Regions from separate parts of the Homo sapiens genome. Here region 2 is linked to region 1. Evidence: read pairs that join two places in POLR2A ChIA-PET (ENCODE). Cell type or tissue: OCI-LY7. All regions are shown on one strand. Each heading gives the region's core, and the rest is flanking DNA. Links, peaks and the distances in the headings are about the cores only.

Region 1 (5,379 bases), core at 243-5,242:
AGTGTAGAGTCTATTTGAGAATTAAGTGAGATTACTTATGGGCAAGTTCTTTAAAGTCATAAGACGTAGGAAAAAGTTTCAACTTATAAGCAAAGGAAAAAAGATGGGAAGAAGCTGGCATGAGTCAATTGGCCTCATAAATCAACCTGACAAAGGGAGGATCCACAAATAGAAAAGGAGAAATGGAGCTTGGGTGGATACATGTTGCAGTTGCGTCAAAAAGTCATTGTTACATTAGTTTTAGTCTCGGAAGAGGAAAGAGTTTCCATCTGAAGAAATACAGAAAGTACTGAAATATTGGAAACCCAACTTTTATTCTGCCGGCAAGGCCAGATGTTTGTTAAGAAATTGAAAGTGGATCACGCATGGTGGCTCATGCCTATAATCTCAGCAACTTATGGAGGCTGAGGTGGGAGGATCGCCTGAGCCTGGGAGGTTGATGCTTCAGTGATCTATGATTGCACCACTGCTATCCAGCCTGGGTGACAGAGCAAGACCCATTCGAAAAAAGAAACAGAGAGTGAGAAGAAAAGAGAAAAAAAGAGAGAGAGAGAGGAAGGAAAGAAAGAAAGGAAGAAAGAGTGGGGGGAGGGAGGGAGGGAGGGAAGAAAGAAAGAAAGAGAGAAAGAAAGAAGGAAAGAAAGAAAGAAAGAAAGAAAGAAAGAAAGAAAGAAAGAAAGAAAGAAAGAAAGGAGGGAGGGAGGGAGGGAGGGAGGGAGGGAGGGAGGGAGGGAAGGAAGGAAGAAAGAGAAAGAAAGAAAAGAGAGAAAGAGAGAGCGGGAGGGGGAAGAGAGAGAGGGAAAGAGGGAGGGAGGAAGGAAGGAAGGAAGGCAAGAATTGAAAGCGGAAGAACTGGATGTAAGAATCAAAAAGTACAGCATTAAACTCCCCTGGAAATATCCTGGTTGGTGCAAATATAGTGAAATTACTTCTTCCAGGTGCCATAGTGTGGGACCTCAGATGCATATAAATGGCTGCCATTGGCAATTGAGTTTAATTTTATTTCATATAGCCTTAATTATTTTTACAAATATTCTAGTTTTCTTCTAGGTACATAATAGTGTAATATGCCCCCATCACCATGATGCTCATTATGGACACATGACTGAATTTGGCAAGTGCATGTAACTAAAAGTGTCATGGACCACTTGCAGGTGGAAGCCTAAAAGAATTGGTGTACAATTCACTATGTTTCCTTTGTCTGGCTTCAAATAGTGAAAGACTCCAAACCTGGGTCTCTGATTAAGGATGATGTTAAGTAGAGCCCCACCCTCCACCCCCATGATCCTCAATGGAAACATGTAAAAATAAAAAGCAAACTTTGTTATTCATTTTTTTTTTTTTTTCCCTGAGATGGAGTCTCACTCTGTTGCCAGGCTGAAGTGCAGTGGCACAATTTCAGCTCATTGCAACCTCTGCCTCCCGGGTTCAAGTGATTCTCTTGCCTCAGCCTGCAGCTGGGACTACAGGCACACCCCACCACGCCCAGCTAATTTTTGTATTTTTAGTAGAGATGGGGTTTCATCATGTTGGCCAGGATGGTCTGGATCTCTTGACCTCGTGATCTGCCACCTCGGCCTCCCAAAGTGCTGGGATTACAGGTGTGAGCCACCACGCCCGGCCCAAACTTTGTTATTCTAAACCACTAAATTATTGTTTGTTTAACCACAGCATAATCTTACATATTCTGACTAATACCTCAGTCATGTGGAACCAGTAATGAGAAGTGGTTAAGAACATTCTTTGGAGTGAGACAGTCTGGGATCAACGACTTTGACACCAGGCCAGCTGTGGTGGCCCACGCCTGTAATCCCAGAACTTTGAGAGATCAAGGCAGGCAGATTGCTTGAGCTTAGGAGTTTGAGGCCAGCCTAGGCACCATAGCGAGACCCATCTCATTATTAAAAAAAAATTAAAAGGTTCTGACATTAGCTACATCTCCAACCATTCTGCACCCTTGTGCCTGGCTCCTGTTTCTCTCTCAGTCCAGAGCTGTGGTTCTCAGATCTGGTTACATCTTAAAATCACAAGAGGGATGCAGATTCCACCCCTAGACATGACTTCATTGGTCTGGGCGGGGGCCTAGGCATTAGCATTTTTTTTTTTAACTTAAATGTATAGCTAGGTCTGAGAACCACTTGCCTAAAATTCCCTAATCTTATTTAATTGGTTCACCCTTCAAACTCAGACTGAATCTTCTCCAACACATCTTCTTCAGTGCAAGTTCCCACTTGAGCTCCAGTGGGAACTTCAGCAACCTGGGCACACCTTGTCTCTGTAATTAGAACATTATATTAAGATTATCCATTTTCATATCTTTTTTTTTTTTTTTTTTTTTTTTTGAGATGTAGTCTTGCTCTGTTGCCCAGGCTGGAGTGCAGTGGTGCAATCTTGGCTCACTGCAACCTCCACCTCCCAGGTTCAAGCAATTCTTCTGCCTCACCCTCCCCAAGTAGCTGGGATTACAGGTGTGCACTACAATGCTCAGCTAATTTTTGCATTTTTGGTAGAGATGGGGTTTTGCTGTGTTGGCCAGGCTGGTCTAGAGTTCCTGACCTTGTGATCCACCTGCCTCAGCCTCCCAAAGTGCTGGAATTACAGGCGTGAACCACCATGCCCAGCCTTCATATCTATTTTCTAACCACAGTGTGATCTCCTGGAACACAGGAACTGTAGTGAAATCATCTCATAGCCCCAGCACTTAACATAGACCCTGCCATCATATATCAAAGTATATACCCAATAAATACTTATTGATCTCAACAGAGAAAAGACCACGTGATTAAAAATTAAGAAACCATTGATGACCTTTGAGAAAATAGCTTTAAGGGAAGGGTGGAAGAAATGACCATTGTTGGCCAGGCACGGTGGCTCACTCCTGTAATCCCAGCACTTTGGGAGGCCGAGGCTGGCAGATCACGAGGTCAGGAGTTCAAGACCAGCCTGAACAACGTGGTGAAACCCCATCTCTACTAAAAATACAAAAATTAGCCAGGCGTGGTGGTGCCTGTAAAAAAATAAAAATAAATAAAAAATAAGATAAGAAACTGTCAACAGGTGCGTTTCAGAAGAAAAGTAAAATTATTTTAATCAGGATTCAAAATGGGAGACAGAGGTGGAGAAAAGAGCACAGGTGTACAAAATGTCAAATATGGTTATTTTTATGTGGTAGGATTTGGGTGGTATGTTTTTTTCATTCCAGCAGGTGCTCACTAAGTAATAGTCAGATGAATAGATTTTCCTTGCATGAGTGAATGCATGTATTTTCTTCACAGGTGTAGAACTAAGTTCATCATACATTTTTTTTTTTTTTTTTTTTTTTTTTGAGACGGAGTCTCGCTCTGTCGCCCAGGTCGGACTGCGGACTGCAGTGGCGCAATCTCGGCTCACTGCAAGCTCCGCTTCCCGGGTTCACGCCATTCTCCTGCCTCAGCCTCCCGAGTAGCTGGGACTACAGGCGCCCGCCACCGCGCCCGGCTAATTTTTTGTATTTTTAGTAGAGACGGGGTTTCACCTTGTTAGCCAGGATGGTCTCGATCTCCTGACCTCATGATCCACCCGCCTCGGCCTCCCAAAGTGCTGGGATTACAGGCGTGAGCCACTGCGCCCGGCCTCATCATACATTTTAAGGCACAGTGTCATCATGGGTCTGGTAAGCCTCCTCAGATTTTTCCTGATATCTCAATACATAATGCAAATTTTTGCTAATGTATTAAATCAATGTCACTGGATATATAAGTAACCTTGAAAGATGCACAGTATTGCTTTGTATATTATGTTTTCAAATTACTAAACATTTTGCTGTGGATCTCCTTCTGCTTCCTTTTCCACCCAACTCTATGATCTTAAAATCTAACTGTGTCAACATATGTATATTTAGCTTATAGCTCCTAATTGCTGCATAATATATAATACCACTGTGGACATATCCCCTATTTTATTCATCCATTCTCTTTTTTTTTGAGACTGAGTCTTGCTCTGTCCCCGAGGCTGGAGTGCAGTGGTGCAATGTCGGCTCATTGCAACCTCCACCTCCCGGGTTCAAGTCATTCTCCTGCCTCAGTCTCCCAAGTAGCTGGGATTACAGGCACACGCCACCATGCCCGGCTAATTTTTGTATTTTTAGTGGAGACGGGGCTTCACCACGATGGCCAGGCTGGTCTCAAACTCCTGACCTCAAGCAATCTGCCCACCTTGGCTTCCCAAAGTGCTGGGATTACAGGCGTGAGCCACCGCGCCCTACCTATATTCATCCATTCTCTTAATGAGGAATGTCTAAGTTACCTACTAACACAAAAAGTGTTTCATTGAATAACCTCATACATGTCCCTACATGGACCTGAGAAAGAGTTTATCAGAGTAGGCACCCAGAAAGGGAACTGTTACATCATAGGCTAGCCACACACTTAATTTCACTAAGTACCATCAAATTTCTCTCCAGAGCAAACTGGCCAGCTTTACTCCAACCCCCCGCACATGAGAATTCTGTTAACCTGGGTACTGGCTAGCACTAGTACATCTCTTTATAATTTTTGCCAAGCTCTTGGATATAATGTGTTACTTTGTTGTTGTTCTCTTTTGATTTTTTTGATGATTTTGAGGGTTTAATGATTTGTTCACATATTTGTTAACTGTTTATGTTTCCCCTTCAGCAAACTGACTTCTCACATTTTTGCCCATATTTCTATTTTTCTTCCTCTCCTCCTCTTCTTCCTCCTACTTTTCTGTTTTTCTTTTCCTTTCTCTTTCTCTCTCTTTCTGCCTGGGTATCTGTATAACGTCTTTTCTAAACATTAAAAGTAATTTCTTCTACTCCATCATCCCTCTGCCAAATTTGTCCATTGAACACTGAACAGAAATCCTTAATATTGATATATTAATATTAGAAATCATCCATCTTTATCCTATGGCTCCTGCTTCGGAGATCTTGTTTAAGAAATCTTGGCTGGGTGCAGTGGCTCACCCATGATCTCAGCACTTTGGGAGGTCAAGTTGGGAGGCTCACTTGAGCCCAAAAGTTCAAGACCAGCCTGGGCAACATAGCGAGACCTTCTCTCTACAAAATTTTTTTAAAATATTACCTAGGTGTGGTGGCAAGTACCTGTATTTCCAGCCAATCAGGACACTGAGGTGGGAGGATTGCTTGAGCCCAGGAGGTCAAGGCTGCAGTGAGCCATGATCATGCCACTGTACTCCAGCGTGGGCAACAGAGAAGACCTTGTGTCTATTTTAAAAAAGAAGAAAGAAAAAAAAATCCTTTCCCACTGCAAGATTACCATAATATTTGTCTATAGTTTTTCTATTAACTTCTAGGTTTTGCTTTCCCAATTAGTCATTAATCCCTCTGGAGTTCGCCTTTGGATATAGTATGAGGTATGA
Region 2 (5,379 bases), core at 265-5,264, 88 kb before region 1:
TTTTTTCCCCTCATTTTTAGCAGTGTTATTAGGAACTCATTAGGAGTCAATTAACATTTAATTTCTCTAAAATACCCAATTACAGTTTTGTTGTCCAGGAAAATAATGTTTAAAAATGTTTCTTCATATCATATGGGCTACTTCAAACAAAACTAAGTCTTTCCTCCCCACTTCCACCGCCACACACCAAAAGAGGGTCAGTTGTGGGTTTCAAGTTCCAAAAGCCCCTTTTCTATTTTTGAGAATAATCTTCCAGGGGAACCAGAGAAACTTGTCTGAGTCCTATAAAAATGCTGGCAGCTAAGCAGAATGCCCTCTTCATCTCCCCTCCTTTTGTAAAGCTGAGCGCTACCCAAAGTGTTTATCCAAATTTATTCTTCACCAAATATTTGTTGCCAACAAGGAAAAGGCACACAGAAATGTACTGTTAGCAAGGAGAGTAAAAAAAAAAAAAAAAATCTTTCATGAGAGAGGGGAAAATAAAGACCCTAAAAGATGCAATTATCGGGCATGCCTTAAAGCTAGTCATAACTATTTTAAATTACTTTGCATATAAATATCAGTTATCCCAATAGGAAAATGTAAAACCCAAAGAGAAGTGCCTAGCAATGATTGACTTATAAATCTGGCATTATTGTTGGTAGAGTTATGCAATAGAAAAATGCGTAGCACCCTACCCTATGTTCCCAATCCACCTTCAGTTCTCTCCTCTGAAGCACACGGGCAAAGTACAACTTTCTAGCGGTTAAAAACAACAACAATAACAATCAAAAACCAACAACAACAAGAAAACTTGGAAGCAAATCAAATAACTGCATCAGACCAAAAAAAAATCAATAAGACTGATCTTCAACTCAATTATTTCCTCTCTGAGGATGAATGTCTTTCACAATGAAGTATGTGTAAATACTCTATTGGTGTGTGTGTGTGTGTGTGTGTGTGTGTGTATAGTTCACTTGAACATAGCATCATCTCTCAGCTCATGCCACTATTTCATTCTTTTCCTCCCAAAGCCTCACCTCCATCTTCCAAGAGGTAGTAATAAGAAAATAATCAGAGAAAAGGTTGTTATCTTGTAGCAAACTGCAGATGGTAAAGGAGCAGTATATCTTATTTTGAAAAGCTTGCCAGAATGTGGACAGAAGGATTTTCAAAGCTTAATTCAATAAACTTCAATAAGCTGAGCTCCAGTGTTTTTTGACTAATTAATAAAGAAAAATGTCAACTCATCTGACCTCAAATAATCAAAATCCTCAAGCAAAAGAAAATCCTTTTTTATTCCCTTGACCCCAATTTTTAGTATGTAAACCAGCCCAGGGCAAAGCATGCCTTGTGCTACCAAACCTTTTTTTTTTTTTTTTTTTTTTAAATATACAAGGAGGACCACTGTTTAAATAAATATCAAGCTATATTATAAGAAACATCAGTATTGTAAGATTAAGGTCAGATGCAGTGGCACACGCCTATAATCTCAGCACTTTGGGAAGCCAAGGCAGGAGGACAGCCAGAGTCTAAGAGTTCAAGACCAGCCTGGGTGACATAGCGAGACCCTGTCTCTACAAAAGTGTAAAAAAACAAACAAAAAGAGTTGGGTGCAATGGTGTGTGCCTGTAGTCCCGGCTACTCTGGAGACTGAGGTGGGAGGATTGCTTGAGCCCAGGAGTTCAAGGTTGCAGTGACCTACAATGGTACCCCCGCACTCCAGCATGGGTGACGGAGCAAAAAAAATTAAAAAATAGAATTAAGCCAGATGCAGTGGCATGTAATCCCAGCCCTTTGGGAAGTTGAGGTGGGCAGATCACCTGAGGTCAGGAGGTCAAGATCAGCCTGGCCAACATGGTGAAACCCCCTCTCTACTAAAAATACAAAAATTCACTGGGCATGTGGCACATACCTGTAGTCCCAGCTACTTGGGAGGCTGAAGCAGGAGAATCACTTGAACCTGGAAGGTGGAGGTTGCAGTGAGCCGAGATTGTACCCCTGCACTACAGCCTGGGCAACAGAGCCAGACTCTGTCTCAAAAAAAAAAAAAAATTAAATTAAATTAAAAAAAAATTTTTAATGAAAATTTATTATAGCCATAGGACTCACCCAAACCTCTGTCAGGGCTGACACTACATGTTATTTAGCAGTATGAAGCAACCTGGCCTGGGGATTTCCAGGAGACAAAACCACCTCGGCACAGATCCAACTCTCATAAATCTTAAAACAAAGCTTACCCTAATAAGAATAGCTTAAACTCCCTTTACAAGCAAAACACCTGGTAATTGATCCAGACTGAATACAGATATCAGACAGGGGAATGATCCCCTTAAATTCTACAAATGGTCCCCAGCCATAAAAAGGAATGGGATCATGTCCTTTGCAAGGACATGGATGGAGCTAGAAGCCATTATCCTCAGCAAACTAACGCAGAAACAGAAAACCAAACACCACATGTTCTCATAAGTGGGAGCTGAATGATGAGAACACATGGACACACAGGGTGAACAACACACACTGGGGCCTGTCAGAGGTGGGAGGTTGGGGTGAGGGAGAGCATCAGGAAGAATAGCTAATAGATGCTGGACTTAACACCTACTTGATGGGATCATCTGTGCAGCTAATCACCATGGCACACATTTACCTATGTAAAAACCTGCACATCCTGCACTTGTGCCCCCAAACTTAAAAGTTGATGGAAAAAAAGAAAATTAATCCAGAAAATGGCAATCCCCAGACATTGTGGTTTATTAAGGATATGGAGTTTTTGAAATAGTTTTGTATTAAGGATGAAAAGCTGTGAAATAAATGAAGAAGTGAAGAAGATTCAGATTTGAGCCACTATTCTGACCATTTTGATAGAGTAGAGGCCACTCTGGGAAAAAGTAAGAGCTAAGCCAGGAAAGACAGGGCAGATGAGATGGATTGGGGTTAGGTGGATGACAGCTCACAGAGCCCATTCAATGCCCGGCTAAGGAGTGGTGATGTATCCTCTGTGCTGGATGGGCCATTAGAGGTTTTGGAGACAGAGAGGGCCTTAGTTTGAGTAGTGTTTAGAAAGTTCTCTGGAAGCATTCATTCTTGATAAATTGACCACAGGCAAAAAGACCAGCTAGGGGACAACTGTGGCCCCACAGACAGGAGATAATGAGGGCCTGAAGCTGACAAGACAGTGGGGATGTGGGAGGTCGGATATGAGAAAGCCTGGAAGGAGACGCTAGACAACTGGACGCTGTCTTTGAAACATGCTGGCTTCCAAGTGCCAGTGAGTGTGAGGGTGGAAATGGCTAGCAGGCTGTTGGAAATACTCAGAGAACCAGGTAAAATTCACAAGTTCATGCCAGGCTCCAGACCCCTTTAACTAGATATGATGTATGGAAACAGAGCAAATTCATATGCACAAGCAAACCTGGGCAACCTTCTGCAGAAACAGAAACAAAAAGAACAAATGGCTCTGAGGAGCCGCTCTGCTCAGTCAGCCAAGCTGAAAAATGGCTTCACATGAGCCTCAGCTTCATTCATTTAATAAAATCTTCCTCCTTATCCTCAGGTTCCTCAGCAACAGTGCCTGGCCAGCAGCTAGGTTAATCCAATCACCTGTGGCCTCTCTCCCCAGGTGAGGGAATAGTCAGCTTATAAACGCTGCTGCTGAAGCAAGAGGCAGCCTCACCATGGCCCCCAGAATATGTTCACTTTTCTGCTCCCCTCTCAGCCCATCTCTGCACACTTGAACACAGACTGTTCATTCCCCTGCCAAAACAAGAGCCTTCTTAGTTCTCCCTCTCTTCATGGCCCTCAATTTGAGAGAAATCTCTTCCTCTCAGTAACAATGTCTCAAAAACTCAAGAAGAGACCCCAAAGCCGAGAGCCAGCTAGCTTTGACAGACTGCATTTCATCTAGTTTCAGGAGCCACACACTTCCTTCCCTTTCTCCCACTCTATTTCTGAAAACCACAGGTTAAAAACACTGGGAAGCATCCTGAATGTCCATCAGTAAGTGAGCAGTTAATAAAGTCTGGATTCTCCATGCAGCCAAGCACTATTCACTTAATAAACGATGCAGACGTATGCCAAATCAGAACCATCTCTATACTCACTGTTAAATGAAGACACAACATGGCAAAACAGCGTACATTGCATTCTACCATTTAAGCCAGGAAAGGGACTCTAACTGCTCATATTTGTATCAAAAAGCTCTGGATAAACACTGTTTTTAAATAGATCAATTTCAGAAAGCAGTGCCCATAGGTTTGCCCCAGTCACGTATAAGTTAGGGGTAAAGGAACTTATAATAAAAATTATTTCAGTCACTACTTCTATATATGAAAACTGAAAAAGACTAGTTTTCTGCTAATGTTTTGATACCATACCTTTTTTTTTTTTCAATTGCACACGAAGAGATTACTAACTCTGATTTTATTCCACTGGGACTGTTCAACATTGTATTTCCACCATCCACAGCAGTTAAATAATGAGTTATAAATGTCACAATCATAATGAAATTCTCAGAATGAATTCTGTAAGGTCCAAAATAGGTTTTCCTGGCAGGATGGAGGAGGCCAAGGAGAGGGAAGGTAAGCATTCACAGTGGAAATGTCTGATGTACTCAATTTGATTTTACAGAGCAATGGAAGCCCCCACAAACCTCAATCTCAGAATTTACCATAATTCCATTCAACAAATATTGTTGAGCCCCAGTGTCTGGGAGAGTTTAGAATTAAATGCAATAGGAATCATTTGCAATGTTTGGCCAGGCGCAGTGGCTCACACCTGTAATCCCAGCACTTTGAAAGGCCGAGGTGGGCAGATCACTTGAGGTCAGGAATTTGAGACCAGCCTGGCCAACATGGTGAAAACCCGTCTCTACTAAAAATATTTTTAAAACGTAGCCAGACATGGTGGCAGACACCTGTAATCCCAGCTACTTGGAAGGCTGAGACAGGAGAATCACTTGAACCCAGGAGGCAGAGGTTGCAGTGAGCTCAAATCGTGCCACAGCACTCCAGCCTGAGCAACAGAGCAAGACTCCGTATCCAGTATCCAAAAAAAAAAAAAAAAAGAATCATTTGCAATGGTGCTTGCTGCCAAATTACCTTACCGGGAGCCTCTTTGGAACTTCCACACAAATAGGGAATTGTTAGCAAACTCCGACCTGGGCAACTCTCTCTGTGCAGAGAGGAAATATGGCTATAAATAGCCACTCCAGCCTCATTCTCCCTATGATGAGTTCACGAGGGATCTGTGAGGCCCTGCATCAGGTGAGTCCACCAGATGCAGGTCCTTGAGAGGCAGAAGGCATGCAGCAAGTCCTGGGAGTGGCTGAGAAGGGCTAAAAGTTGAGCCTGGGCCCTGACTGTAGTAGGGACTAGTAGTAAGCCATGTCAGTTGCTATAGCAG

Evidence for each region. Peaks named below come from ENCODE experiments on the same cell type or tissue, not always from the same donor. Only the 100,000 strongest peaks of a DNase experiment are listed, where the experiment ranks them.
Region 2: POLR2A ChIA-PET joins it to region 1 with 22 read pairs; 2 of 35 experiments call an interaction of 5 or more read pairs at or near these places.

Annotation. Positions count from the first base shown.
Region 1 is chr5:156,974,279-156,979,657 of GRCh38, forward strand. No RefSeq gene overlaps it. Among named protein-coding and RNA genes, the nearest start is that of TIMD4, 14 kb to the left of the region's middle. In OCI-LY7, for the core only: no CTCF peak of the experiment used is centred there; DNase peaks (open chromatin) are centred at 373, 1,133, 3,203, 4,413 and 4 weaker places; H3K4me3 peaks cover 2,410 bases; H3K27ac peaks cover 4,825 bases.
Region 2 is chr5:156,886,568-156,891,946 of GRCh38, forward strand. No RefSeq gene overlaps it. Among named protein-coding and RNA genes, the nearest start is that of PPP1R2B, 39 kb to the left of the region's middle. In OCI-LY7, for the core only: no CTCF peak of the experiment used is centred there; a DNase peak (open chromatin) is centred at 2,152; H3K27ac peaks cover 2,947 bases.